2 separate regions of the Homo sapiens genome follow, and region 1 is linked to region 2. Evidence: chromatin loops called from intact Hi-C (ENCODE). Cell type or tissue: CD4-positive, alpha-beta T cell. All regions are shown on one strand. Links, peaks and the distances in the headings refer to the core of each region. The heading gives the core; the rest is flanking DNA. Region 1 holds the start of BPIFB4 (BPI fold containing family B member 4). Region 2 overlaps EFCAB8 (EF-hand calcium binding domain 8).

Region 1 (12,289 bases), core at 5,888-8,387, 170 kb after region 2:
TGCTGTTCAAGAAAACAGCAAAACCTTCAAATTACCTTCTCAGGGCTCAGCACAGACCCTGACACACAGTAGGGCCTCAGTAAGGGTTAGTGGACGGAACAGATGGATGGAGGCAGACCCGTCCTCAAGCTCCTTCTGCCGATTGGGGGTGACTTCTGCCTGCTTTGCCCATGCAGGTCATGACTGTGCGTGCCCAGCTGGCTCCCTCGGCTACCAAGCTGCACATCTCCCTGTCCCTGGAACGGTAACTTGGGATCCTGGGGACAGGATCTTGTTCTTGTCTTTAGGAACAAGAATTAGGGGCTGACAGGATCCGCCTCCCGTTTCTTGAGCATCAGCGCAATTCCAGGTGTTTTTCCAGCATCCTCCTTGCCTTCAGGACCCGCCAGGGAGGAGACAGTGTTAGTCCATGTTATAGACAAGGAATCGGGGGCTCAGAGCAGCAGGCTCAAGAGTGGGCTTCTTCCACGGCACCCTTTTGCTGCTGAAAACCTGCCTCTGAAAGATAAACCTGCCGCCAGGATGTGGAGTCCAAACTCCTGAGTTATCAGCCCCAGAGGCTAACCAAGAGACAACCGGCCTTGAGTGTCAGGAAATGTGTTGTTATTTATGTGGACTTGTTACTTGTTACTTCTCTATTCTCCTCACCCCTGTGGTAACTAGGCGTCCATCAAGATAATCATAATGACCAGAATGATGGTGTTGGTGACAGTCCTTCATCTACACGCACAGTACTTTACAGTTTGCAAAGCACCATCTACATGCACAGTACTTTACAGTTTGCAAAACGCCGTGCTGGCCCAGGCTCACACGGCAGGCCGTCCCTAGAGCAGGTCTGCAGTCTGGGCCTCAGTGCTGTCACCATGGCAGGGCCCCGGCCTGTCTGTCCCTCCCCTGGCAGTAGGGACTTTCCTGGAGATTGCTGAGACCTGACGTCCTACGCCACAGGCACCCAGTGCTCCTCTGACTCCGTCTTAGCACCCCCACAGGCTCCTCAGGCCACTGCTGGCCTCTGCCTTCCATTGTTGCCCCATTGCCGACTTTGATGGAGGGCCTCGCCTGCTGCCTGGGTGCACCTCCACTTCCTGATGGCAGTTCACGCCTCAGTCTTTTAGGAGGTAGAGATGCGTGCCCAGGCTCTGGCCCTGAATCTGCACTTGGGCCAGATATGATCCATCAGTGAGTTGCTGCCTTGAGTGAGCACCTGCTGTATGCAAGGCACTCTGTGTCCAGTGCTCAGTCTGGGGGAGGTCACTCCTCTGAATGGTTCAGCCACCTGCCCAGGGTCAAATAGCTGGGAGTCAGACAAAGGCGCCAAGGCCAGAGGTGGTGGTCATGATGCCTCAGAAGGGAGGTTAGGTCCCTTTGGGTCCATTTTACAGGTAGGAAAACTGAGTCTCTGAGTCAAGGCTGGATAGAGGCAGAGTGTTGGGCTGGTAATCCTGTTTCCTGATGATGAGAGCTATGGTGGGGCAGGCTGGGGGTGGGACAGGGGTGGTTGGGGGTAGCGGGGGCCCCAGCATCTCTCTTCTCTCCACCAGGCTCAGTGTCAAGGTGGCCTCCTCCTTTACCCATGCCTTTGACGTAAGTTCCTGGGAGGGTGAGGGGCTTGGCAGTGATGAGAGTCTTCAGGTGTGGCATGGAAAGGGGGTGGCCATGAGTCATGGGCCATATGACTGAGCTGACCTCAGGACTGGGATCCTCCCCAATTAAGCCAGAGTGGGCAAATATCAGGGCGGGTGTGCGTGAGAGAGAGCAGGGGGTGTGGGCAGTGGGGAGAGAGAGAGAGAAACAGTGATCATCTTAGGAAAGTGAATCTCATGATCTTCCACGGTCTTGGAACCTCACAAAGTTGTGGACATCTAGAACCTCACAAGGGTCCATCATTCTGGAACTTCTCCCAAGTAATAAATTTCCCGAACTCAGCAAGTTCCATTTCAGAGCTCACAGAGCCCCGAGGTTCCTGCTTCTTACAGAGTTCTGAGGTTCTGGAATCTCACCATGGGCTCAGGTTCTAGAACATTCTCAGAGTCCCTAAACTGACAGGAATCTAAGGTCAGACCCCATAGACTGGAGCTGGGCACATTTCCTTCCCTCTTTCTTAGGCACTGCCCACCTCCAGCCCCAACAGAGTCTTATAGGAAGGCACTTCTTCCAAGCTCATGGGGCCTGGGGTAAAGCCAGCCTAAATCACAGAATCTCTTTCGAGGTCACTGGTGGACAGCCCAGGCCACCCCCAAGTGCCCAGTGCCTGCCAGGAGCTGTGTCCTCAGGCTTGGGGGAGGCTGAGGCAGCTGGGCCCCTGGGTTTCTCTCCCTGGGAACGGGATGCTGCTGCCTGTAAAGCCACACCCCAGAGCACCACCCCCACCACCCTGTGTGTTCTGTTGCAGGGATCGCGTTTAGAAGAATGGCTCAGCCATGTGGTCGGGGCAGTGTATGCACCAAAGCTTAACGGTATGGCAGGTTTTGCTCTCTTGGACACATGGAGTGTCTGAATTTGGTATTGTCTAGTCTGTTGCCTCTCTTTATGGTTCTGATGGGGACACTGAGGCCAGAGAGAGAGGTCGATCCTCATTTGCAAGATGCAGAAACTGAGGCACCAATTTTTCCATTTAAATGACATTGATTAGCACCTACATCTTGCCAGCCTATGGACTTCAAGCGCTGATCTGACCTCAGTCCTGCCTTAAGCTCCCACAGTCTAGTAGGAAATAATCATATAAACAAATGATTAGAATATAGATGACCCAGAGTGTGTAAGGGATTGATGAAGCCTTTAGGAGGCTTGACACGGGGGCACCACTGACACAATACAGAATAGGGACATTTTTGTTTGGGTGTAGGAGGATGAGTAGGAGTTTGCCAATAAGAAGCTGATTCTGTGAGAAGAGAACTGGCTGGCTAGTGAAAGTGATGGAATAGGGTCAGCAGGGTCCGAGGGTTCCTAGGGTCCAAGAGCTCCCCACCAATGTACCTTTGTTTTCAACGATTCTCTTTTCACAGTGGCCCTGGATGTTGGAATTCCCCTGCCTAAGGTTCTTAATATCAATTTTTCCAATTCAGTTCTGGAGATCGTAGAGGTGAGCCTTCTCTGCAGATACGGCCCAGGTGGGCCTTAAGCTTGTCTCTGGAAAGCTCTGCTTGAAACTAATGAGGGGAATGCTTTGCTTCATCCTCTTGTCTGTCCCTGATCCATTTTCTAAATTTCTCAGTGAGTTACAAATTGCCTAACTTAGGAATGGCAAATATATGACATGTGTGCTACTACTCCTCCATTTCTTGCCCATGGCAGACATCATCAATCAATCACGGAGTTCTTTCCCATTGGATTCAGAGACATGTCTGGCCTCTAGAATGGAACCTAAGATTCACTCACAGAATCACAGTTCCCCTGGTCCAACAGCAACAAATACATATGCCATCTCTCCCTTATCTTGTGTCTGCAGCAGATATGACCAATGGATCATGACCCTTTTTCTTGTGGAATATTGATATGGCCTCACAATCCTTTTCAAACCAGCCCAACTTTGGGTGGTGGAATAGCTCTAGGAGGTGGGCAGAGCAGAGAGTTCTGTACCCATTTCTCAGATGAGGACCAAGGCTGAAGTAGGTCAGATTTCTGGCCCAAGTTCACCAGTAAATTAATAGCAGAAATGGCAGTTGAACTTGAGTCTATTAAGTCCTCAAGTCAGAGCCTGTCCCACACTGGATGTCATTTTTTCATCATTCATTTATTCATTTAATGAGTGCCTGCTGTGTTCCAGGTACAGGGCCAATCCCAGGGCAGGGGAGTAAAGATGGCTGCAGGGATGGGGCATTGCAGAGACTCAGGGGTGTAACCAAGAGCGGTTGTTCCTTACAGAATGCTGTTGTGCTGACCGTGGCATCCTGAGGCTGAGACATGGCCACCAGCCTTCCCTGTTGACTACTAGAGACCACCTGTCTACTCTGCCTCAATTTCCCTCCCAGTCTCTAGCTGATGTTGGTGACAGTAAAAATGCCCTCTGGCCCTGAAGCACTACTCCAAGTTTGGGGTGGGAACTGCCTGGCTAATCATAGAACTGCCTCAGAGAGAGCTCTGGGGCCTCAGTAGCAAACCCTGAGCTTTCAATAAATGACTCCTGTATCTCGGTATCTCCTGGCTGGTTTATTCCCCAGTCACGTAGGACTTGACTTGGCCTTTGCCTCCAGTGCCCTCCTTAGCTCCAGGTAGGAGCTTCTGGGAGGTGAGGGGACTCAGGGCCTTGTCATTGTAGCTTTGAGTCCCAAACTGACCTTGTTGGCCTGGGCAGCCTCTGTGTCCTGTTCTGCCTTCCTCTCTGTCCCTGCCCCCCTTGCCTCCAGCTCTCTCTCTCTCTCTTTCTCTAAATACTTCTACTTTTCACTCTCTCTCTCTCTGAGTCTGCATTTTTCTCTGTTTCTGACTTTGGGATGCTTATCAGAAGTGACATCTGAGCTGAATTTTGAAGGGAGAATAGGAGCTTTCCAGGAAACAAAGGCACTAGCACCCCAGGAAGCAAGGATGAGTGAGACTTGTTCTTGCCCTGTGGTGTGGGGGGGTCCCTATTGGCTGCACATCAGACATGGACACAGCTCAGAACAGAGCTGTGCCAAACGCTCTTGGTGCAGATGGGGAGACTGAAGCCAGAGCAGGGCTTGGCTGGCCCTGGTCCACACAGCGGCAGAGTTGGGATGAGAGACTAGGGGTCCTGCCTCTAGGTCCTGGGCTTCTCCCCACTGCTTACGATGGGCACCTTTGGTGAAAAATATCCCCAAGTTGGCACTTACAGATGGCCTGAGTGAAGAAGTGCCAACCAAGTTTTGATAACTGGCTCAGAGGATTTGAGGCTAGGCAATAGGTAGGGGAGACTTGGAGCTCATCTGAAGATTTATCCACAACTCATTCATTCAGCCGACCAGCCAGCCAGCCAGCCTCCCATCCATCCATCCATCCATCCATCCATCCATCCATCCATCCATCCCCCCTCCCATCCAGCCTCCCATCCATCCATCCACTCACCCTCCCATTTAGCCTCCTATTCAACCATTCATCCACCCTCCCATCCAACTTTCTACCCATCCATTATTCTATCCACCCACCCACCCATTCTCCCATCCATCCATCCATCCATCTATCCATCCATCCATCTATCCATCTATCCATCTATCCATCCGTCCATCCACTCATGCATGCATCCATCCATTCATGCATCCATCCATCCATCCATCCATGCATCCATCCATCTTCCCCCCTTCTTCCTTGCTTCCCTTCCTCCTTCCCTTCCTCTGTCCCACCCTCCCTTCCCTTTTCTCGTCCTTTCTTTTCATTCATCCACCCTACATTTATTGGTGCCTGCTACATGCCAGTGCCGGGTGACATGCTCGGGTTTATCTTCCTGTGTCTGATTTCCAGACACTTCCAGTGCTACTGATTCCCATCATGGTTAAATGAGTGGCTTGAGTTAGCTGTCCGTGTTCAAATCCCTTCCTGGCTTCTGGTTAGCCATGTGGCCTCAGGCAAGTCATTTCCTCTCCCTGAGCCTCAGTTTCTTCATCAGTAACTTGAGGATGTTCTATTATGGCTTTGAGGATTAAACCAGCACTCAGGATGGTGACCCATCTGTAAGAAGCCCCCAGTTCCAGTTAGCTCTTGTTACGGTTGCATTATTCTATCTCCTCTCCATTCACAGCCCCAGCTGTCCCTCCTCATCTCTCACAGGGAACACCCTTCCCTGACTCCCACCCTTCTCTCTTTCATCCCATCCCCCTCCTGCCCATCCTTGACCTCCTTTGACCGTCTCTCACTGTCACAGACAGCCCTGCAGTGGCTGGATTCCTGGCGCCAACAGGAAAGCCTCCAAGCTCCGAGGTTTGGCATTTAAGGCTGCCTGTGACCTGGCCTCAGCTGATTCCTCCTGGAGCATGCAGAGGGAGCAGAGCTGTCTCTGTGCCTCGGGCTCCTCGTCTGCGAAGTGGGAATATTATAGTATTTACTCACGGGTCATCTAGGGATGAAACCAGACAATTCTTGTAAAGTTCTGAGAAGAGTGCCTGGCACCTGGAAAACGAGTAACAATGTGCAGCCAGGCCTTTGCACGGCTCTTCCCTCTTCCTGGAACATTCCCTCTCCTCTCCTCCAAGTGTGCCTGGCAAACCCGTGCCATCCTTCATACACAGGACAGCGCCTCCCCGTGTGGCAGCAGGGCCCAGTATTGTATGGGCCACACTGGTCACTGCCTCAGTTTCACTCTCCCACTTGCCCAAGAGCTCCTCAAGGTCAGGGACAGTGTCTGCTTCATCATGGTGAGTCCTGCAGCTGCAGAGAGTAGAGGTGAGAGCAGTTAACCTCTGATGAGTGCTTACTGTGTGCTGGATGCTACGTCAGATGCTTAGCATCCCTTAGTGCACTTAATTTCACAGCCCCCAGGATGGGTGGATATTATCATCCTGTTCTACATATAAGGAAACTGAAGCTCAGAGAAATGGAATCAGCCAGCTTCTAAGTGGCAGAAGCAGGATTTGAACCAGATCCCTCTGACTCGAATTCCAAAGTCTGGGCTTTCACTGCTATGCCAGAAAGTTCTTGCTGCATTTATTGCATGCTTACTAAGTGCCAGACACTGTTCTAAGTGCTTTAGGTACGTCATGTCATCAGCTTCTTGAATCAGGCCTGCTTTCTAGGAACTGTCTTCACCTTCATTATACAGTTGAGGAAACCGAGGCATAGAGAAGTTAAGTGGTATGCTCAAGGCCACACAGCTAGGTAGTGACAAGATTGAGATTTGAACCTAGTACCCAGTCTCTGACCCCCTGCCTCTGGACCCCAGTCTCTGAACTCCGCCCTTAGGGTGAGGAATCAAACAAGACTGAAGGGAGCCCCTTGCAGCCCTGGAGGGCTGACAGTTCATGGCAGGGGGGCAAGGGCTGAGTGGAGTTTTGGTGGTGGGTCTGATCTGTTTTCTAATCTCAGCAGCCCCAGTGTGACCCCCTGGCTCCTGTGTGGCTGAGTCACCTTGGAGGTGAGTCACCTCCCAGGGAATCTGGATGTCCTTCCAGCCGTCCCCCACTAGGTCCTTCCAGCTCCAGACAAAGGTACCTTTTGGAAGCTAAGCCCAGGTGATCTCCCCGGCGCCAGGGCTGCCCTAATCCTCTCAGGGTGGCCAGGAAGGACCCAGGGGACAGGCTGGCCTGAGGACTGAGAATGGGCACAGAACCTTGGGTGACTGGCACCACCTTCATGTGTGCACCTCCCTCTACAGTTTATAGTGTGCATTGGTTCCTGCCCTCTTAGGAGTGGGGAAAGGCACAGTTGCCCTCTTTGCATTGTATTCCATTTAAAACTGTCATATATTTGTATCACAAACATTTTTATCACACTTACTAAGTGCCAGGCAATGGGGAACCACAACGACTTTAAACAGGGAAGACCCAGGAGCTGAGTTACTCAGATGAGTAGCATCATTTTGAAATGTCCTTTCTAGTTTCCCCATTTTACAGGGGTGCAGACTGAGGCACTGAGAAAGAGTCATTGTCACAAGTTTATGCTGCTAGCAGGCTGGGCAGAACTTACCCCTACTCAGTGTCTGCTTTCATCAAGGGAAACTAAAGGGGGCTGCTGTTTACGGAGCTCCGAGGCTCCAGGGACATTCCACACATTTCCTATGTAACTCTCAAAACCCTCCTGGGAAAGTGTAATTATGCCCATTTTGCAGGTGGCCAGACGGTGGCCAGGGAGAAGTGATTGTTGAGGCTAAAAGGGCAGATGAATGTGGGAACGCAGGAGTGTGTGACTCTTGGAGTCCCTATTTCCCATTCCAGGAACCCCTCCAGCCCGCACAGGAGGCAATGAGGTGGTCTGGGCTGAAGCTACTTCCTCATGCCCCTCATCGCCCTCCAGACTTGCTGCCGTGTGGGACCCAGGATGATAAGGACGTAAATGCCACTCGCTGAGCCCAGCTGTGTGCAAGGCCCTGTTCCCAGAGCTTTGCAGGTCAGGACAGTTCCAATCACAATCTTACAACCAAGGAAACAGGGAGAACTGGCAGCAGAAGTCAAGCCCAGCAGCCAGCTCTGGAGCCTGTGCTCTTAACGGTTCCATCAATGCACCCACTGCAGATGGGGAAACTGAGTTCCAAGGTGGGACTGGCCCAGTGGCACAGAAGTGAGGGGTGACATCGGTTGAGCTTGGCAGGACTTATATCAATGACGCCTGCCTTAGAGTCCCCACTGCCTCCAGGGAGGAAGGAGGAGGCATCTCCTTGGGGAGTCAGGGGCAAAACACGTTTATTCCCAGTTTGACTTGAAAGCAGGCCTTGGTGGAGACAGAAATGTCTCCTGCCTCTCAGAATTCACAGACGGGCAGGGTTGGAGCAGGGAGGAGGTGGCATTGATTAAACATGGAGGTAGGACCTGGGTTGGGGCTATGGGGTGGGAAGATAGGGAGCACTTTGTCCAGTGGAGAGCGAAAGATGAGTTAATTAATTCATTCACTTGTTCATTTGTTACACTGGCATCTATGCCTGTGCTGGCCTAGGAGTGGGGCACATAGCTGGTTCGCCTGGAGAAACAACACTTCACTATGGGCCCCAGGGATCTCTGGATGGGCCAGAGGAACTGTAGGGGCTGGGGGAAGCTTCCTGCAGCTGCTTACCTTTCACCCTTAGAATCTGGAGAGGGCTTTGTAGACAGCAGGGACTGCACATGCAAAGGCCCAGAGGCAGGGAGCACAGGGGGTGATGAGGAGGGGATGGAAGGAATGAGTAGCTCTGTGTGAAGAGAGGACTGGGATGTGTGTACGGAAGGCCTTGGATGCCAAGTGAAGTGGTCTGGGCTGTGTCCCAGCAGGTTTTGGAGGGTGCAACTGGGAAAAGGCAGACGGAACATTCTGGGGTGGTGGAAATGTTCTATATTGTGATAGGAGTGTGGGCTGCATGACCGTAAAAAATGGTCAAAACTCAGCAAATGAACATTTAAGATTTGTGCATGTCACTGTATTTAAAGATATAAAGAAAAGAATCTGAATGCCATGCAGGGTGAAGTGTTTAGTGGTAGTATACTGATGTCTGCAACTTTCAAATGCATAAAAAATAAAAGATGGACTAACAGATGGATGCAAATATGACAAGAATGTAAATGGTGGGTATAGTTGGTGGGAACAACGTGACAACCATGTGTGTCCGCTGTACATTTCCTTCACCTTTGCTATAGGTATGAAAATTTCATGAGGAAATAGTTGGGAAAAACCTTGTTGTATCTCATACATAGTAAACACTCAATAAACAGCAGCTATTGTTATTACTTTGGGACTATTATTTCAGACCCCTAAGAAATGAGTGAGGAATATTTTTCAGATAAAAAAAATGCACATTCGTGCACCAGTCCCAAGTTTGAGGAGCTGGATTCATATTCGTCTCCTTTAGTCCTAAAATCAGCCCTGTGAGGCAGGTATTATACTCATTTGCCAGATGGAAAGAATGTGAGGCTCAGAGGAGGGAAGTGGCTGGCCCAAGGTCATACGGTGAGTTGGGGGTTGAGCAGGGTTTGAACCTGGGTCATCCTGATGCTGAGTCCAGCCTGGGCACCTCCTGTCTACCCAGATCATCTGGAATGGCTAGTGCCTGCCTTAGAGTTAGAAACTAGATGCATCTGGGGGTGATTCCAGTTCCCCAAGCTTGAGGCCTAGCTGGGGTCTCTGGGAATGTGCCCAGCCCAAGGGCTGATAAAACCCAGCTCATGTGACACCATCTGGGGCTGAGTGCAAGTCTTGGAATTAGCCACAAACCGCAAACCTTTATGGTTTTGGGGCTCAATGCCCAATTTGCAGAGCAAATCTGAATTCCGGTCTCTTGTAATTACACAGTGTTTCCCTCTCTGGGGTCTGGGCTCAGCCTCAGGCTGCTATATAAGACTGATCTGTGACCAGACTCAGCCAAAAGCAGAGGGGCTGGGGAACAGGACTTCTCAAGACTCAGCGGCAGGGACCTCCTAGGGGTAAGGAGGCGCACCTTGTCTACTCAGTGTCCGGCAGGGGAGGCACAGGCCTGGGAAGGTAATAAGGAGAGAGAGTCCCAGCCTGGAGATCCATCAGGATGGCCCCTCTCCAAGTTCAGGGGTCTTGTCTGTAGCATGGGCCTAGTCAGGAGAGCCTCTTGGGAATCAGCAAAAAGGCCTGGGTTATGCCAATTACATGCATGCGCAGAGCTGCACTCATCTTTCCCAGGGACGTTGGGTACCGAGGGCCTTTGCTACCTCCTGGAGACTCCTCAGCTGTTTGCTGATGCCAGAAATCTTCCATCGGTGCCCATCTTTTTAACTGAAAGGGGTGATTCCTTTTTGAACACAGCTCTCTGGAAAGTGAGGTTAGGATGAGGTGAGGAAGCCAGAAAAAAATTATTGCATATAGTAGTCCTTTATATTCTAGTGTAAATGAATGCCTCTAATATTCTTCTGGGAGCAGATAGGAGTAGGGAAAGAATTTGGGGGCGCTGTGAAGTCCAAGAGAAATGGGGACAGAAAAAAGAGGAGAGTGTGCCTAAACAAAGGTGGCTGAAACCAACAATTTCTTGGCTCAGATGAGAGGCCATGCCCTGTGCTGACTCTCTGAGGTTGGTGGATGTGTAGCCGGGGCTGATGGAGTGAGAGAAGTGGATGAGGGCACAAAAGGAGCAAAAGAAAGTTTCCCAGAGGCTATGCAGCTCGTTCCAAAATGCATGTTTCACCTCCCCAATCTCATAACATTCCTCACCCACTTCTTAGGGGTCTGAAATAACAGTCCCAAAGTAATAACAATAGCTGCTCTTTATTGAGTGTCTACTATGTATGAGATACAACTTGTTTGTGATTTGGGAGCAGAAGTTCAAAAAGGTAAAGTCCCTTTCCTAAGCATTAAGACCCAGATATCTCTGACCTAGAGCCATTAATATTAACCACGTGGTGTAGAACTGACTCCTCCAAAGAGATGGGAAGAGTGTTTGCTGGTGAGCTGGATGTGTGGAAGGGTGGCTAGATGAATGCATTGATGAGTAGATAAACTGATGGAAAGATGAATGGATGGATGGATGGATAGCTGGGTGGATGGATGGTTGGTTGGATAGATGGATGGGCAGGAGGATATATGGCTTGCCAGCTGTTTGGATGACAGATGGATGATAGATATATGGGAAGATGGATGGATGGTGGGATGGGTGGACAGATTAATAAATAGAGGGAGGAGAATGAGTTGATGAGTGGATGGATGGTTGGTTGGATGGATGGTTGGTTGGATGGATAGATATATGGCTTGCTGGGTGTTTCCATGACAGATGGGTAATAGATAGATGGAAAGATAGTAGGTTGAATGTATGGGTGAATAGGAGAATAAATACGAAGGGGAGAATGAGTAGATGAGTAGATGGGTGAGTGATGTAGAGGAATGAGTAGATGAGTAGATGGGTAGATGCTGGAGAGAGTTCCTTAGAACCTGCGAGCTCCCAGTTTGGTGTTTTTGTTGGAATCCCTATTACCCATCTCCCTGATGCTCAATTTGTCAATTCCATCTTGGGAGATAATTAGACATCCATTCTCTGAAACAGTGTGTTTAATGGGTCTGCTTTGTGTCACCAGATTCATTTCAATTTGAAAAACTCAAAAGGTAGTATCTGGAATTCTGGACCCTGCCTTAGTATGTGACCTTGGCTGGTTTCCCCTCTCTCTGGGTCCCAGGGTCCTGAGATGACTCTTGGCTGGGGCTGCCTAGTGCTACCTGCTGGCCAGGGTGGTGGCGCCCAGCCACATCTGCATCTGCACTTTCTCCTCCACAGGGAAGCAGTGCCAGCATGTGGATGGCCTGGTGTGTGGCTGCGCTGTCTGTGGTGGCTGTGTGTGGCACCAGCCACGAGACAAACACGGTCCTCAGGGTGACGAAAGATGTGTTGAGCAATGGTGAGTCCAGCCCCAAAGGGGTGAGGGTTGGCATGGGGTGAGCAGGGCAGCTCTGCCAACTCTGAAGTACCCAGGAACCTCCTCCTGCTAGCAGAGTTCACATCGGGAGGCTGGGTGAATTCTACTCTCTGGGCCTTAGTTTCTCCTTTTTCTTTTGACTACCATTTCCTGAGCACCTACTATGTGCCAAGCACCATACTGGTGACTTTATGCTCATTCTTTAGAGGCAATAGAGAACAATGATTAAGAGCCCTGGATCAGCCTTCGTGGGGTTCAAATCCTGACTGTGTGACCTTAAGTTCATGACTTGAGTTCCCTGAGCCTCAGTTTCTTTATCTGTAAAATGGGTGTAATTATAGTCTCTATCT
Region 2 (12,289 bases), core at 5,350-7,849:
GAATTAGCTTGTTTAGATTGCAGCACCTAGGAAGCGTGAGGTGCCCTGAAATCTGGTTCTAGTTCTGCCATGCACTGGCAGGGGCACTCTGGGAGGCAGCAGTGATCTGCCTGAGTCTTTTTCCTGGGGTGGGGGCACTCCGCTCAGCTCACCAGGACACAGTGAGGTGCCAGTGAGGGTTTGGGTGGAAAAGCCTTTTGAGAAGCACAGGAGTTGCAAGCCAACTCAAGACGTCTTCTGAGGCTTTGCTTGCCAAGCGAAGGGGGAAAGCTGCTGATGTGGACCTTGGTTTTTTCCCCTATCAGATCACTGGATCAAAGTTTCCTTGCAGAAACTCTTAAATGAGAAGTCTGCTTTGCATAGAAGCTACCGGCTGAAGGTGAGTTTTTTCTTTCCTTGGCCTGTTACAATGGTAATTATCTGTACACACACACCACTCAAAATAAATGCAAAAAGTGGATTTACTCCCTGGGTTCAGTCTTAGCCCTTGGGGTTTGGTCTCTGGAAACAGGTTGCGGCAGCTGTTGGATCCCGTCAGCTCTATCTGCAGACCACATCTCTGTGGCCATGCCCCTCTCACTACCGCCATTGCTAAGCCCTGGTCCTGGCCGACACCGCCTCGCTCCTGGATGGCTGCAGTGGCCTCTAGCTGGGTTCCCCACTTCCTTTCTTCATGCAGCACTGTCTCCATTCAGGGCCAGAGGAATGATGAGTTAGAAATACAGTTGAGTCACCCCGGTAGCTTCTCATCACATTTGGAACAAAATCTCAAGTCCTTACCATGGCCGTCAGGACGTGAGGTGATCTGGCTCCTGCTTGCAAGCTCTGGGCTTGTTTTCAACCTTCCTTCTCCCCATCTGCTCTCCTGCAGAGACGCAGGCTCCTCTGCTGTTCCCTGAATGGGCTCAGCCCCTTCCCGCCTCTGTGCCTCGGCATGTGCTGCGCCTTCAGGCCGCGGGGCTCTCCCCTAAGGTACCTGTATTCCCCCTATCTACTTCCTGTGGTCCCAAGCAGCCCTCCTAGGACAACCCTGTGCCCACCTCTGCTTTCATCCCTTCACCCGCAGTGTTTACCAGCTCCCAGCTTTGTGTGGTCCGACCATTGATTCCTCATGCTGTCACCTTCACGAGATCGACAGCTCCTCAACGGCAGCGGCTTCGTGCTCTCGGTTGTCTCCAGTGCCTAAAATAGTACCCTGCGCTTGGTGGGCTCCCAATACATTTGCTGCACAAATGAATGAATGAATGACGCACTCAGGGCGGTCTGGGTGATCCAACAGGCCTGCACTGACTTTTTTTTTTTTTTTTTGGTTGAGTCAGGGCCTTACTCTGCTGCCCTGGCTGGCATGCAGTGGTGCGATCATGGCTCACTGCAGCCTTGACCTCCCGGGCTTAGGTGATCCTCCCACCTCAGGCCCCCGAGTAGCTGGGAATACAAGCACCACACCCAGCTAATTTTTTAATTCTTTTTTTGAGACGGGGCCTCACTATGTTGCCCAGGCTGGTCTACCTACCTTGGCCTCCCAAAGTGCTGGGTTTACAGGTGTGAGCCACTGCACCCGCTCTTCTGTCTTCTGTGGGAAGCTCATCTTGGGCTTGGTTTTCCCTCCAGGTCTCACTCAGTGTCTTGGATTCGGTGCCTTCATTGCGACAGATGCTTGGTGACAGTGTGTGTAAAACCCAGCTCAGGGTCTTGCATGTAGAAAGCACCAAAGAAATATTTGATGAGCCAATCTCTCCAACCCGCCTTTTCCATTCTCGTCACAGAGAGGAAAATCTCTAGATTGGGAGGCCAAGCACTGGTCCAGGTCACAGAGTTGGCGCCGGAGAATTCAGAGCCCAGCCAGCCCCTTCGACTGCGCGTCATCTTTTGTGGTTCAAGTTGCCGTGAAATGCACATTCTCATGCCCTCCGCGCTTCCTTGAGCACTCCACGCTATGACAAACATGGAGGGTGGCAGTGGGCTGGGAGCACAGCCCATCTGTAGAGGGGGCTCCCTGTGGATAACTAGATTGTGGCCTGGACAGACTTGAATTCATCCTTTCTCTCCTCGTGGGAGATGATTAGTATGGGCCTGACCTTCCCCATCCTCTAACTCACAAGATTTCAAATGAAAGTAGGCTTGTGTGCTTTTAAAAATTTTCAGTGACGAGAGATGGCCAGTGCTGGTCATAGGACCTGGGCTAGGATTGCGGGGCCACATCACTTTGTGATCACTAGGAGAAGGGCATTAGACTCCGTGATCTCTGGGCACCTCCAGTCCCAGCACCTGGTCATGTTCTGGGGGCTGGGCCTAGAAAGTTGTCCTTGGGTGGAGTCTCCCACCATTGCTACTGTCTTCCCAGGCTCTCCATCCCAACTGGTGTGAGCAGGTCAAGTTCATCCCCCAGATGAATGTGGTAGTCTCCTGTTCAGCCATCGAGAAGTCCTCTCTGGTGCTGACAATATTGCCAGCCAAAGCCTCTAAGAAACCCAGGTAAGAAGTGCTTCTCTCCTGGCTAAGGCGGTGGGGCTGGAAGGGAGGGGGGTGGTGAGTGGACCATGGGGGCTGACAGTGGCAGATGGTGGTTGGTGTATGGACTCTGGGGTTTAGTTTTTCCAGCATTGCCAGCAGCAGCACGGTGAGAACACAGCAGCCTCTTTTATCTCCCAATCTATATGCAAAACTCAGCATAGAAGCCAGCACAGAGTGATTGGCAGTCAGTGAAATGTTTTCTGAATGAAGGGATGACTGTGAGTTACTTTCTCCTCTGTGACCCTCAGTTCCCTCATCTGTGAAAGGGTGTGAAAGCACGTACCTCACTTCCTGAAGGGTTGCATGAGGGAATCCTCTGTGGTATGTGTTCAGTAACTGGCAGCATTGGTTCTTTGCAGATGGTTCCAATCTGTTTCCTTCAGTCTAGATTCCTCTACCCTAGAGTGAAGTTTTTTCTTTTCTTTTGAAAAACTAGTTAGTCACCGGGCGCGGTGGCTCACGCCAGTAATCCCAGCACTTTGGGAAGCCGAGGTGGGTGGATCATGAGGTCAGGAGATCGAGACCATCCTGGCTAACATGGCGAAACCCCGTCTCTACTAAAAATACAATAATAATAATAATAATAATAATAATTAGCCGGGCGTGGTGGTAAGCACCTGTAGTCCCAGCTACTCGGGAGGCTGAGGCAGGAGAATGGTGTGAACCCAGGAGGTGGAGCTTGCAGTGAGCCGAGATTGCGCCACTGCACTCCAGCCTGGGGGACACAGTGAGACTCCGTCTCAAAAAAAAAAAAAAAAAGAAAAACCAATTAATCACACAAGTATGTATTAAATGCATTGTCCATGTAAAAAATGAAAACATTATAAAGAAGGTTGGAGTCCTGAGGGGCCCCCTCCTTATTCAATCGCCATTCCCTGACCCAGTTATCAAAAGCCACCACTTCTGGTTTTTTTTCTTTTTTTCTTTTTGTGACAGAGTTTCACTCTTGTTGCCCAGGCTGGAGTGTAATGGTGCGATCTCGGCTCGCCACAACCTCTGCCTCCCGGGTTCAAGTGATTCTCCTGCCTCAGCCTCCCGAGTACCTGGGATTACAGGCACGCACCACCATGCTCGGCTAATTTTGTATTTTTAGTAGAGACGGGGTTTCTCTGTGTTGGTCAGGCTGGTCTCGAACTCCTGATCTCAGGTTATCAGCCCGCCTCGGCCTCCCAAAGTGCTGGGATTGCAGGCACGAGCCACCGCGCCTGGCCCACTTCTGTTCTTTTACTGTGTGGCTTCTACTGTGCCGTTTACTGTGGATAAACTGGTAGGTATGTTCTCTCGCGGAGTCTTCCTGCTGGGTGGCTCTTGCCCCTGCAGTTTTCCTCCGGCCCCTAGTCTTTACCTTGAGCCTTTGGGGCTCTGACATTTTGCTTCTGCACAGGCTGAAGATTGAGCCCCAGGAGAGTCTTTTTGGGGGAACAGCAGGAGATTTAAGGCCTGTATTGGGGAGAGACTGGGTGAGGCCAGGGTGGGGTTGGGGCAGAAACAGAGGGCCATTTAGACCCATGTCTGTCCCTTTCTGTCCTGGTTGTTTTTCAGGGGAAATTTCAATCCTGAGATGATAAGGCTAATTTCGTCCAACTCCTCATTTTACAGATGGGAAACCCGAAGCTTAGGGAGGGGAAGTGACTGTCTTAGAGCAGACACTTGAGCTGGAGTTTTATCTTGGGCCTCATTATATGTCCAGTGCCTTTTTTTGTTTTGTTTTGTTTTTGAGACGGAATCTTGTTGTGTCACCAGGCTGGAGTGCAGTGGCGCAATCTCGGCTCACTGTAACCTCCGCCTTCCAGGTTCAAGTGACTCTCCTGCCTCAGCCTCCCTAGTAGCTGGGACTACAGGCACGTGCCCCCGTGCTCAGCTAATTTTTGTATTTTTATTTTTCATTTTTTAATTTTTATTATTTTTATTTTTTGTTTTTTTGTGACGGAGTCTCACTGTGTTGCCAAGCTGGAGTGCAGTGGCACAATCTCGGCTCACTGCAACCTCCGCCTCTCGGGTTCAAGCAGTTCCCCTGCCTCAGCCTCCCAGGTAGTTGGGACTACAGGTGTGCGCCACCATGCCCGGTTAATTTTTTTTCATATTTTAGTAGAGACGGGGTTTCACCATGTTGTCCAGGATGGTCTCGATCTCCCAACCTTGTGATCCACCCACCTTGGCCTCCCAAAGTACTGGGATTACAGGCGTGAGCCACCATGCCCGGCTTAATTTTTGTATTTTTAGTAGAGATGGGGTTTCACCATGTTGGCCAGGATGGTCTCGATCTCTTGACCTCGTGATCCGCCCACCTCGGCCTCCCAAAGTGCTGGGATTACAGGCATGAGCCACCGCGCCCGGCCGTCCAGTGCCTTTTTAACCAAACAGTGCACTGTGTACATTTCTAGACAAGTCCTGGAGCTCCCTGCAGGCCGGAAAAAGGGGCCTCCGGGAATGTCTGACGTGAAGGGGAAGTTTCAGTCTTGGGTTCAGTGCTTTGAATGGGGCCGTGTGGCAGAAGTTTGCTTGGAGCTGTTTGCTGAGGCTATCTGTCTGCATTGGTGGTGGTATCACTTAGTGTATATTGGGGTGTCCAATCTTTTGGCTTCCCTGGGCCACATAGGAAGAAGAAGAATTGTCTTGAGTCACACATAAAATACACTGACACTAACAATAGCTGATGAGCTAAATAAAAATCACAAAAAAGTCTCATAATGTTATAAGAAAGTTTATGAATTTGTGTTGGGCCACATTCAGAGCTGTCCTGGGTTGTATGAGGCCCATGGGCTGTGAGTTGGACAAGCTTGGTGTATAAGATATGTGTTTCATTCAGATCTTGTTTTATTGAGTCCTGATGGCAGGAGGATATCAGGGGGTCACCTCACCAGGGCCAGGAGGGCCTCTGTGGGCCGGGCCTGCTGCCTTCCTGACCTCATTGCCTCCACCTGCCCACTCAGCTCCACTGGCCTTCAGGCTCAGGCGTGCTCCTGCGCCAGGGCCTTTGCACAGCTCCGCTGTCTGTGGTATGCTCTTGTTATTGATTGACTGATTGATTGATTGATTGATTGAGACAGAGTCTTGCTGCAGTGCCCAGGCTGGAGTGCGGTGGTGTAATCTTAGCTCACTGCAACCTCCACCTCCCGGGTTCAAGCGATTCTCCTGCCTCAGCCTCCCAAGTAGCTGGGATTACAGGCACGCGCCATCATGCCCGGCTAATATTTGCATTTTTAGTAGAGACGGGGTTTCACCATGTTGGCCAGGATGGTCTTCATCTCTTGACCTCATGATTCGCCCGCCTCGGCCTCCCAAAGTGCTGGGATTACAGGCGTGAGCCACCGCTCCTGGCCTTGTTTTTTAAATTAATTAATTTTAAATTAATATTTTCATTATAAAATGTTTCAAACACACACAAAAATAGATAAAATGGTATAATTCTTCCATATCACCTAGTAGCTAGTCCACGTTAATATTTCTCTAAGTACCTCAGAGTATCTTCTTACAATATTTGGAACTAGATATAAGCACGGTTCTGGGATGGTTTTGAGCAGAGAACTGGTGTGGTCTGGCTTATATGTTGCAGGTGGAGTGTCCATGGGCAGGGGTGGTGGTGAACACACCAGTGAGGAGGCCATTGCAATAGTTGAGGCTGCATAGGATGGTGGCCTGGAGCTGGGCTGTGTTGTGGGATGGAGGGACTGGAGATGTATTTTTGGGGTAGGGTAGAGAATATATTTACACACACAAACACAGAGACACATGTTCCCTTCCTTCAGCCTGGGTGACAGAGCAAGACCCTGTCTTCAAAAAAAACAAAAGACTCCATTCAGGTCAGACACGGTGGCTCACTTCTGTAATCCTAGCACTTAGGGAGGCCAAGGCAGGAGGATCCCTTGAGGCCAGGAGTTCAAGACCGGCCTGGGCAATACAGCAAGATCCCATCTACACAAAATATTTAAAAATTAGCTGGGAGTGTTGGCACACCCCATGCATTCTTGTCTGCATGCAGTGCAATGTACAGGCCGGCAGGTGGCACAATTGACCACTTGCTGGTCTCCCGTTTTGGCGATGCCATCTTAGGGCATATCCTCTGCGGGTGGGGCCTGGCATTGGCACCCCAACCTCTGCCTCTGGAGTCAGCCTCAGCCTCCAAGGCAGTGTGGGCCTGAGGGTCTGGCTTCCTTGCAGCCAGCCTCACCTGAGTTCTCAGATGGTTCGAGCCAGGAGCAAATCTGACGGAGCGGGTGTGGTAGCAGGAGCCGGTGCTGAGTGTGTGGACTGACCCCCGGCGTCTCCCCGACTGTCCCCTCTTCCTTCACTTCTGCCACCACCACCTAGTTGAAGCCACCGTCATCTCCCACCTGAACTGCTTGCCCTGGCCCTCTTAGCAGCCTCACCGTGTCCCCTCAGGCCACATTTCCTGACCCACGGCCATCAACAAATCTGATCCAGCCAGGGCCCTGTATGGAGCCTTCAACGGCTCCTGGCCAGGGCTGTGGATTGGGCCCTGCCCATCTCGCCCATGTCCTCTCATGCCCTCTCCTCCTGGCCCACCTGGTGCCCACCACACCGGCCTTGCATAGGCTGCTCCCTCCGGCTGAAGCCTCACCCCTCCCCTGGGCTCCCCGGGGCTGACTCCTTCTCACCCTTCAGGTCTCCGCTGCCCTGGACCCTCCTCAGAGAGGCCGGCAGAAGTGAGCCTCCTTCTGTTGTCCTCCGTCAAAGCCATGTGCTTATGTCCCTTGCAGGACTCGCCATGATTTGTAAATGTCCATCTCCCTTCTGTGTGTCCACTTCCTCCTGTTGTTTCCCTCTAGAAGGAAAACCCCCTATGGCAGAAGCCTCGTGTCTGTGCCCCTGGTAATCCTGGCAGGAGTAGGAGCCAGGAAATCTTTGTTGATCAATACGTGAAATCGGCCTGAAATAATTTCTACTAACATTTTGGTGACCATTCTTCCAGAACATTTTTCGGCAGCACATATACGTGTGGAGGGAGGAATATCTGGTTTGGCAATAAATGAAATATGTGTACTGCCATCTGTTCTCTTTGAAGCTTTGATTTTTAGAGGAATCCTTGTGTCTCTGGACAGATGATTTAAAGGGGAGCAAGGCTGGAGATGAAGGAACTGGCTGGGAGGCTGATACGGCAAAGTCAGGGGCCTGGGCTAGCAGTGGCCATGGGAGTGGAGGGAAGTAGGCAAGGAGGACTTGGGGCCAGGCTGGATAATGGGAGCCACAGTGTTGTCCAGGTTGATGCCCAGGCACCTGGCTTAGGCCCCCCGGGAGTGGTGGAGGAGCCGGGTCAGGGGTGACTTCAGTGGAGGGCATACTGTGTCAGGGGGTCGGGTGCCCTACTACAGATGCCTTTGAATGGATTTTTTGGGTTTTTTTTTTCTGAGGCAGGGTGTCGTTCTGTTGCCCAGGCTGGAGCTCACTGTAACCTCAAACTCCCAGGCTCAAGTGATCCTCCTGCCTCACTTTCCTAAGTAGCTGGGACTGCAGGTGCACCACCATGCCCAGCTAATTTTTAATTTTTTTGTACAGATGGGATCTTGCTGTGTTGCCCAGGCTGGTCTTGAACTCCTGGCCTCAAGGGATCCTCCTGCCTCGACCTGCCAAAGTGCTGGGATTACAGGCGTGAGCCACTGTGTCTGGCCTGAATAGAGTCTTTTTGTTTTTTTCGTGGACAGGTTCTTGCTCTGTCCCCCAGGCTGGAGTGCAGTGGCATGATCACAGCTCACTGCAGCCTCAACCTCCTGGGTTCTAGCAATCCTCCCACCTCAGCCTTGCAAGTATTTGGGACTGCAGGTGCACCATCACGCCCAGCTAATTTTTGTTTTTTTTGTACAGATGGGATCTTGCTGTGTTGCCCAGGCTGGTCTTGAACTCCTGGCCTCAAGGGATCCTCCTGCCTGTGCCTGCCAAAGTGCTGGGATTGCAGGTGTGAGCCACCACACCTGAATGGAGCTTTTTTTTTTTTTTTTTTTTTAAGGCGGTGGCGGGGTGGGGGTACTGAGTCTTTCTCTGTCACCCAGGCTGGGAGTGCAGTGGTACAATCTTGGCTCACTGCAACCTCCACCTCCCAGGTCCAGGTGATTCTCCTGCGTCAGCCTCCTGAGTAGCTGGGATTACAGGCACATACCACTATGCCTGGCTAATTTTTGTATTTTTAGTAGAGGCGAGGTTTTACCCTGTTGGCCAGGCTGGTCTGGAACTCCTGACCTCAGGTGATCCGGCCGCCTTGGTCTCCCAAAGTGCTGGGATTACAGGCGTGAGCTACTGTGCCTGGCCAGAATGGAGTTTTGAAGAGTGTAGTAGAAGGAGCTGGCGGGGCAGGATGTTGTGGATGAGAGGCATGGGCATAGGCACAGAGCATCTGCGGTTCTTAGGCCTGTGAGGGCTGCAGGGCCCTGGCCTTCCTGGAACTCCTGTCTGGGCCTCTCCAGCCCTCTGAGCCTCACCCGGCCCTAATGAGCCTCTCCTCTCCTGGATCGCTGCTTACTGAGCTTCCTGCCACCTCCTGCCATATCCACCCTAGGTCTGAATCCTGACCCCTGTGCGGGAGGAGTAATATTTTTTCTTCACCCATTGTAAGGTTTATGGCTGAGACCCTGATAACAAAAGGCAGATGAACAAGAGAAAAGCATGCACATTTAAGTTTCATGTGACATGGGAGCCTTCAGAAAAAAACCCAAAGAGACAGGGACGCCTGTGTAGTTTCATGTGAAGTTTGATGAAGAATGGACGGTCATGCAGGACGACTGGACTAGTACCATCTGATGGCAGTAAACTGTTTGTCCAGATCCCCCTCTGTGTCCCTGTGTCTTCAGAAATAAGGACATTGGGGCTGGGTTTGGTGGCTCATGCCTGTAATCCCAGCACTTTGGGAGGCCATGGGTGGCTCACCTGAGGTCAGGAGTTCCAGACCAGCCTGGCCAACATGGTAAAAGCCCATCTCTTCTAAAAATACAAAAATTAGCCAGGCGTGGTGGTGTGTACCTGTAATCCCAGCTACTCTGGAGGCTGAAGCAGGAGAATCACTTGAACCTGGGAGGTGGAGGTTGCAGTGAGCCAAGATCGCACCACTGCACTCCAGCCTGGGCGACAGAGTGAGACTCCATCTCAAAAAAAAAAAAAAGGACATTCCTTTCCCCTAGGTATAGGTATAGAGTGGGCACCTATGGAATCAGTGTTCTATGACCTGCTTCAGGGAGAAGGCTAGGGGAAGGCAAGCGTGGCCCTCCTGCTGCTTCTGCTGTTGTCTCAAATGCCAAGATGCCATATTTTGGGGTAGCATGTCCTAAACCCCATAACCCCCATTGTTTGCAACCTGTGTGACCTTGGGGAAGCTCCTTGACTTTTCCTTTTGGTGTCTCTATCCCTAGCGCAGGGCAGTTCTATTCTTGGGCATTGTATGAGATGTCCAGATGATGCAGGAGACAGCACCCTGCATGGGGACCACACGTAGCCAGGGTGGGGCACCCGGGAGCTTCCTTTCTGTCCCTCCCTTGGAACCCCGCTTTTTTCTTGATTTGTATCATGGATGGGAAGATGCCTGTCCCAGTACAGTTGATGTGAAAATCAAATTTGCCCTTGGAATGAGGCCAAATGCTTTACAAATGTCAGGAGTCGCTCCTGCCTGGGAGCTGTCTCTACCTGGAAGGTGGCATCTGGCCTGTGGGCTGTTGGTTTGGGGCCAGGACTGGGCTGCTGCTTTGCCTGTGGTGCTGAGCCCTGACTTGGCTGCAGGGTGAACCCTGGGTGGTCTCTGGGGCTACTCCTCTCCTAGGATGGAGAGGTAGTGACTCCTCCCTAGGCCTCCTGGGAGGCTCTGCCTCTAGCTCCTCCCACCCCAGGCTCAGTCTCAGACGCTCTCTTGGGGCCACTGCTCCCGGCCCTGCAGCCCTCACTCCTTTGATATTGTAGGTTGTCAGTGCTGCGTTTAAGGAAAGGGATTCTTTGCTTTGATTACTGCCCAGACAGGAACTTCCTGGGTAAGTCACCTTCATGTCACCCAGAAGCTGCTGGGGGGAGGGCTGCTGGGGATGGGGGGACCACCAGAGCTCAGGAGAGGGCTGCACAGCATCTGGCCTCTGTCTGGCTTCCTCTCCTGCTGCTCTTGTCCCCACTTCTGGGCACCACCTTCACCAGTGGGTGAAGGTCCCCAGTGGAGGCCCCTGGGACTGACACCCACGTCTTGACCACAGTGACTGGTGGCTACGATGCCTTCATCCGCCTGTGGAACCCCTTTGTCTCAAAGAGGCCCGTGTGGCTGATGAAGGGACACCAGACCTCAGTGACGCACATCCTTGTGGATAGCAGGAACAACAGCATCCTCATCAGTGTCTCCAAGGACAAGGTCCGCCCCGACGGTCCGCCTGACTCCTTCTGTTCCTCAGGGAAACACACTGGCCAGAGAAATGGCATGACCTCCCTGCCCACGGCCCCACATCTGGCCAAAGGCCTAGCAGGAGGGGCCCCGGGTGGGAGGAAGGTGAGGGTGGCCATGGACCTCTGAGCATGTCCCCAGAGCTGGGTTCCCAGGTAGCCCAGCCTGGCTTCTAACTTTGTGACCCTGGCAAGTCCTTCCCTTTTCTGAGCCTCAGTCCTCAGTCTCCCTATCCATAGAATGGGCTGTTGAGTGGTTTAGAGAACCAGCAGCAAAACAGCAGTGCAGTGTCTGGCACAGGGGAGTTGTGCAATGCATGGCAGCCGTTCCCCTGCGCTGCCCCTGCCCTCGATCTGCACCTCTCAGTTGCTCTAGTGACCCCTCCTCGGCTGCCTGGCCATGAGGGCTGGGCTTGGCCTTTCCCACATGCCAGGGCTCCCACTTGGGACCCGCCACTGTGCTCCTCTGCAGCTGTAGGCTCAGGATACTGCCCCGTCTGCTGGGCTGTGGGCCCACAGTGCTGGGGGCCCTCCTTTAGGGGACAGGTTACGTTTTCTGGAACTCTGGAGATGGAGAATTGTCAGGGCCCTCAGGGTCACCTGGAGCACCCTCTCCAACATATCCACACACCCTCCTGTCTGGAATTTTCCCAGAAGCCCTGGGAGCTGGGATCATCGCCTCTGATGAAGGGTCTGAGTCTGGGGCATGGGGACAGGGACAGTCTCGCTGAGGTCCCCAGTCGGCCATGGGCAGAGGATGCCTCCAAGAAGTCAGGGTCTTGGAGGGACTTCTGTGGGGCCCTCTAGGGAAAGTTCCTCCACCTGGGAGGAATGGGAGGGGCCCCTCTGGGGACAGGCAGGCCACTGTGGCAACTATGTTGGTAGCCACTACCGGACTGTGTCCCAGGCTGGAGTGGCAGCAAGGGAGGGCCTGGGGCCAGCATGTGCTGCCTGGCTTGGCTTTTGTACCCAGCCAGTGAATTCAGCTGCTCCAACAGGGTGGAGGCCTGGGGGCAGGCTGGGGGTGGAGCTGTGCCCGGCCCTCACTCACTGTGTACCTGGGTTATCTGAGCACAAGAGTAGCCTCTCTGCTGCTGGGTGTGACGGTGCCAACACCATGTGTGTGTGTTAGAAGTGCTTGGACGGACGATGTGCCCTGGCCTTGTTCGCCGGAGGCACCCCCGAGGCTTCAGGAGCCGGCTACATCCCCGAGACCCATGCTCAGCGTCTTGCCTTTTTCCCATCCCCCAGAATATTCGCGTGTGGGACATGCTGGACTACATATGCCTCCAGTCCTTCTGTGGGAAGTTTTTTGCTCTGGGAAACTGCCCCATCACCAGTGCCTACTTCTTCGAGAAGGACAATACCCTCATCTGCAGCACCTACTCAGTGAGTGCTGTCCCAGGAGGGAGTG

Evidence for each region. Hi-C counts contacts between places; a loop is a spot of excess contacts. Peaks named below come from ENCODE experiments on the same cell type or tissue, not always from the same donor. Only the 100,000 strongest peaks of a DNase experiment are listed, where the experiment ranks them.
Region 1: a loop joins it to region 2, with 11 times the contacts of the local background. A loop is called at or near these places in 26 of 110 quality-filtered maps.

The regions. Positions count from the first base shown.
Region 1 is chr20:33,069,712-33,082,000 of GRCh38, forward strand. It overlaps BPIFB3 (BPI fold containing family B member 3), which reads left to right. Exons shown (of 16, transcript NM_001376932.3): 12 at 177-244; 13 at 1,542-1,584; 14 at 2,393-2,456; 15 at 3,006-3,082; 16 at 3,865-4,136. The coding sequence ends at 3,894. BPIFB4 (BPI fold containing family B member 4) reads left to right here and starts at 9,932. Exons shown (of 18, transcript NM_182519.3): 1 at 9,932-9,992; 2 at 10,758-10,865; 3 at 11,801-11,921. The coding sequence starts at 11,816. In CD4-positive, alpha-beta T cell, for the core only: no CTCF peak of the experiment used is centred there; a DNase peak (open chromatin) is centred at 7,250.
Region 2 is chr20:32,896,149-32,908,437 of GRCh38, forward strand. It overlaps EFCAB8 (EF-hand calcium binding domain 8), which reads left to right. Exons shown (of 27, transcript NM_001143967.2): 10 at 306-379; 11 at 2,345-2,475; 12 at 10,414-10,481; 13 at 10,695-10,846; 14 at 12,127-12,264. Among named protein-coding and RNA genes, the nearest start is that of EFCAB8, 43 kb to the left of the region's middle. RefSeq lists an enhancer at 10,597-11,097. In CD4-positive, alpha-beta T cell, for the core only: a CTCF peak has its summit at 6,528 (motif pointing right); a DNase peak (open chromatin) is centred at 6,533.